Linked DNA regions of Homo sapiens: region 1 is linked to region 2. A link is a loop called in an ENCODE intact Hi-C map of the cell type or tissue named here. Cell type or tissue: A673. All regions are shown on one strand.

Evidence for each region. A loop is a pair of places that touch in the nucleus more often than their neighbours do. Peaks named below come from ENCODE experiments on the same cell type or tissue, not always from the same donor. Only the 100,000 strongest peaks of a DNase experiment are listed, where the experiment ranks them.
Region 1: a loop joins it to region 2, with 4 times the contacts of the local background. A loop is called at or near these places in 7 of 110 quality-filtered maps.

The regions. Positions count from the first base shown.
Region 1 is chr13:37,767,877-37,770,376 of GRCh38, reverse strand. All of the region lies in intron 2 of TRPC4 (transient receptor potential cation channel subfamily C member 4), which reads left to right. Among named protein-coding and RNA genes, the nearest start is that of TRPC4, 100 kb to the left of the region's middle. In A673, a CTCF peak has its summit at 1,124 (motif pointing left); no DNase peak of the experiment used is centred here.
Region 2 is chr13:38,044,860-38,047,359 of GRCh38, reverse strand. The region is part of intron 3 of LINC02334 (long intergenic non-protein coding RNA 2334); the gene reads right to left. Among named protein-coding and RNA genes, the nearest start is that of LINC00571, 97 kb to the left of the region's middle. In A673, CTCF peaks have their summits at 1,391 (motif pointing right) and 2,398; a DNase peak (open chromatin) is centred at 1,409; H3K27ac peaks cover 827 bases.

The sequences.
Region 1 (2,500 bases), 280 kb after region 2:
TAATTAAAGTGCATTTTGACATCACCTTTAATGTGATGTCACCCCATTCTCCTAATACAAAGTAACTCCTGGAGTCATCACCTTTTACAGATATGTGGAAAGTGAAGCTTAGAGAAGTTGAGGAAATTTACCAAGGACTACTGAGATTATTAGTCCTTGAGTCAGGCCTGAAATTCAGTCATATTTATCATATAAATTTTCAGTCATATTTGTCATATTTATCACTTTAGCCTCAATCATAAAGACTTTATGAAACAGGAAAAAATATAAATAAAACTAAATATTTTGAGGTTTGTTTTATATAAAAGGAAATATTTCAGGGTTGAAAATGATCAGGTTTGGAATCTAGAAAAATATGGATTCAAATCCTGGCTCCACGACTTACTATTTGTGTAACCTATTTAACCTGAAACAGAAAATGGCTATATTCCACAATTATTGTGAGTATTAGAAATTAGAAAAAATTCATGTAAAGTGCCTAGTATATTTAGATCTGGTTTAATGTTATTATCGTCATGATTATTAATTTCAGAACGAAGTACACCAGTTTGATCTATGTCTAAAGATTCACATTTGTGTCATGCTTTCAGGTTGTTAGGATCAGACTTAAAATATGCTGATGCAGAATATAAGAGACAAACTTGTTGCATTCTGGTGATGAAATCTCTGAGGATAGGCTTCTAGATACCTGCATAGTGGTTAGGAGGGTGTAAATCTGTGAATGATTCCCTGGAGCCAGGAAGCATGACCCTGAGCTAAAAGTTGTCTAAAAGTCAGGAAAAAGGAAATGCACCAGGATTATAAGACAGCAAAGTTTGAATAAACATAATCTAAACATATTATAAATCACCAAACAAAATGTAGCCTTTCTCTGAATAGAGAAAGAGAAGGAAAAAATCATGATAAAGGGAAATAATCAGAGTTAATCCCATAGAATAATATACAGGTTCCCTTAGGGATATTTTAGGAAGGATGTTTTCACCAAAGACAGAGCATTGAAATTCAGTATTGTCAATGTAAGTGTGGGATCGATGTTCACCTGTTGTCCTATCTTTTTTTAATAAATGAGGTAAAGCAGATAGCTTCCTTTGACCACAGTTAAGGAAAAGACTGCCACCTGGTGAATATTTGAGGCTTTCAAAAATATATGTATAGTTTCAAACATCTGGCTGGCAAAAACTTAAAAGTAATAAAAAATATTTTAAATTATTTTTCTTTACTTTTCAGTGGATTATAGTTTTTTCACTATGCAACACTAGCAGAGGTTTCGTTAAAATGCTATCAATAAAATTACAAGTTTCCATGAATTTTTGCACCATTTTATTAACTGCATCTTTTATAGGTCACTTAATTCATATTAAAAGTTACCCAAAAAATGTGAACCACCATGATCTATATTTCTTTGGGTTTCTTTTTGCTTAATTGTCTAGCAAAATGAATTTTAAAATTACATTGTAGGATGAAAATAATACTAATCAATTCCACTCACTGTATACCTGATCCAAAAAGCAGAAAGTAGGCAAAGGTTGTTTTTCAATGTACTGGCACTCTACTGGGAGTCTTTGCTTCTTCCTAGGATTTAGCTCCTTCAGTATATTTTCTGTGGGGCATGAGAGGTGAGAAATCAGTCCCTAATTTTTTTTCTTCTAGTAAAATGTTGCCCCCGACCACCTATCCTGATGTGTGTGTGTGTGTGTGTGTGTGCGTGTGTGTTCGTATGTGTGTATTTGCACATTAAAATAGAAGTTAAGAAGTCTCTTAATGTCTTAGCTGGTTGCTACAGAACTTGTAAATTGCTAAAATATTTCATTCTTGACTCTAAACACTTGAGTTCAATAGAGAAAAAAGTCCTTTTTCTTTCTCCTCCCATGAATTTATCAACATCAGTTCAAAAATCTGTATGATATTTTCTTTAGTTGTGAAAAAGGAAAGCCATCATTCCATCAGGAAGAGTAAGAATGTCCCTCCAACAGTTTTCTTTTGCCTGGAAAGCCCTGCTACATGGTAACATGGCTCTCCGCGTGTCTTTTTTAATTCCCTTCACACTGTCAATTCCTAGAATTTTTCCAAGTGTTATTTCTGTTATTTTTGTGCAATCTCAGAAGAGAAGAAATTTTTAAGACAATTTATTTTGGTAGCATTCCTTAGTTTTATAGCCATATTTTTAAACCTGAAGACTAAGTTTTTGTGGCTGCACCTTCCCTGAGATGCTTACCGATCAATACATCATGTGATATTGGTAGTTCACATTATTATCCTCATTTACCTTAATTTGTTAATTCTTCTTTATGGAGTTTTTCTCACTTTAGTTTGTTCCCTCCTATGATTACTTATATCTAAAATAATAAAACTCTTATTAGCTCTTGATGTTGCATTTGGGTCTTTTGAAATAAAACTATTTTTCAGTCCATTGAACTGTGATGGTCTTTTTAGATACTATTTATTTGCAAACTTAAGAATACCAGTCTATTCATTAGGCATAAATTACACTGTAAACAAA
Region 2 (2,500 bases):
GCTGAGATTACAGGCATGAGTCACCTGCCTGGCCAGGGTCTTGCTCTTTATCCAACTTGCCACTCTGTGACTTTTCATTGGGGCACTTAGCCCCTTCACTTTCAAGGTTAATATTGGTATTTGCTGATTTGATCCTGTCATTGTGCTGTTAGCTGGTTATTATGCAGCTTTATTTGTGTGGTTGCTTTACAGTGTCAATGGTCTACGTTTTTAGTGTGCTTTTGCAGTGGTCAGTAACAGTCTTTCTGTTCTATATTTGGCACTTGCTTCAGGATCTCTTATAGAGCATGTCTGGTGGTACTGAATTCCCTTAGCATTTGCTTGTCTGAATAGGATCTTATTTCTCCTTCGCTAATGAAACTAAGTTTGGCTAGATATGAGATTCTTGGTTGAAATTTCTTTTCCTTAATAATGCTGAATACACACTCCTAATCTCTTCTGGCTTGTGGGATTTCTGCTGAATGATCTGCTGTTAGCCTAATGAGGTTTCCTTTGTAGGTGATCTGCCTCTTCTCTCTAGCTTCCTTTAACATTTTTTCTTTTGTTTTGGCCTTGAAGAATCTGACGACCATGTGGCTCGTGGATGGTCTTCTTATATAGAATCTCACAGGGATTTTCTGCATTTCCTGATTTTGAATGTTGTTCTCCATAGCGATGTTGGGGAAGTCTTCATAGATGATATCCTGAAATATGTTTTCCAAGTTGCTTGCTTTCTCCTCCTCTCTTTCAAGGATGCCAGTGAGTCATAGATTTGGTCTCTACATAATCCCATATTTCTCGGAGGTTTTGTTCATTCTTCTTTATTCTTATTTTTGTCTGACTGAGTTCAGAGATGTTGCCTGTGAGCTCTGAGATTCTTTCTTCAGCTTGGTCTATTCTGCTGTTAATACTTGCAATTACATTAAGGAATTCTTTAGTGTGTTTTTTAGCTCTATCAGATCAGTTTGGTTCTTTCTTATAATGGCCATTTTGTCTTTCAACTCCTGTATTGTTTTATTGTAATTGTTAGATTCCTTGGATTGGGTTTTGACTTTCTCCTGAATCTTGATGACCTTTATTCCTATCCATATTTTGAATTCTCTCTCTGTCATTTCCACCCTTTCTGCCTGGTTAAGAACCCTTCCTTGGGAACTAGTACAGTTATTTGGAGGAAAGAAAACACTGTAGTTTAGTTGTTAGAGCTCTTGCACCAGTTTTTTCTCATCTGTGTGGGCTGATGCTCCTTTAACTGTGGTGTAATTGAGTGCAGACTCCTTTTTTGAATGTTTTTTGAGGGCCGAGGTTTTGTGCAGGGTCTTTGTTGTTGAAATCTTGTCGTTGTTTTCACAGAGGGGGGTATATTAGCAAGCATTTTTGGAGTTGGAGTTTGGGCTATGATCCAGTAGATGGCACTGAAGTGTAATGGCCAGTAGGTGGGCTCTTGCTCCACCACGTGGCTCCTCTGTATTTCTTCATGATTGCAGCCATGCTCCCTCTCAGTGCTCTGAAAGTGTGGGCTCCCTTTCCCACTCCAGTGCTGGCTTAAGGTCTGGCCTTGGCACTCCTGGGCTGCACACTGCTGCTAGGGGCGAGCTAAGGCTTTATTTTCCCTCCCCAGCTTGAAGGCAACAGGGGAAGGGACCTTGGCAGTTGCTGTGGCAGAGGGCCTTTCACTTGTCTCTTGGGGCTCCACCCTAGAGAAATGCAGAGCCACTACTAATTGGAGAGATGGGCTTGGGATTGGGGCAGCTACATTGTGAACCCATGCCTGGAGGCCCTGCCTGGTGATGCGCAAGGGTGGCAGGGGTCTCACAGAGGAGACAGACTGGCCTCCTCTCCTTAGGGCAGCTGTCACTTCCTGGACATGTGGGTTAAGCACTCAAGGTCTCTGCCCCTTCCCCAGTCCAAGGGCAGCAAGGCAGTACCGCTGCAGTGGCAGTGGGAGAGGTGCTTTCCGTTGTCCCTGGGAGCCCTACTTCAGAGAAACGCAAGCCATTGCTACTGAGAATGTTCAGCCAGTGGGTGGGGTGGCTACGCTGCTAGCCCAAGCTGGAGGCTTCACTTGATGAAAAGTAGGAGGTCAAGGGCTCACCAGGAGGAACAACTGGGCTCCTCTCCATATCATGACTGTGTTGTGCTAGGAGTGTGAGTGAAGACCTCAGGCTGTTTGTTCTTTCCCCAGTCTGAGTGCAGTAAGGGCAGAACTGCTGCCATGACAGTGACAGAGGGGATGTCAATTGCTTCTGGGAGGCCCACCTCAGGAAAATATAGAGCCAATAGCAGTGGGAATTCTCATCCGGGGGTAGGACAGCTGCTCTGCTGTCCCCAACTAGGGGCCTTGCCTGGTGAACAGTGGTGAGTGGGGGCTTACGGGGAAGAGAGACTGGGCTCTTCTCCATATGGTGGCGATGGTGTGCTGGAGGGGCCAGTGTAAGGACCAAGTCCTTCGTTCTTTCCCCAGCCTGAAGGTAGTAAGGGCCATACCACTGCAGCTGCAATAGCAGAAGGCTTATGGATTGTC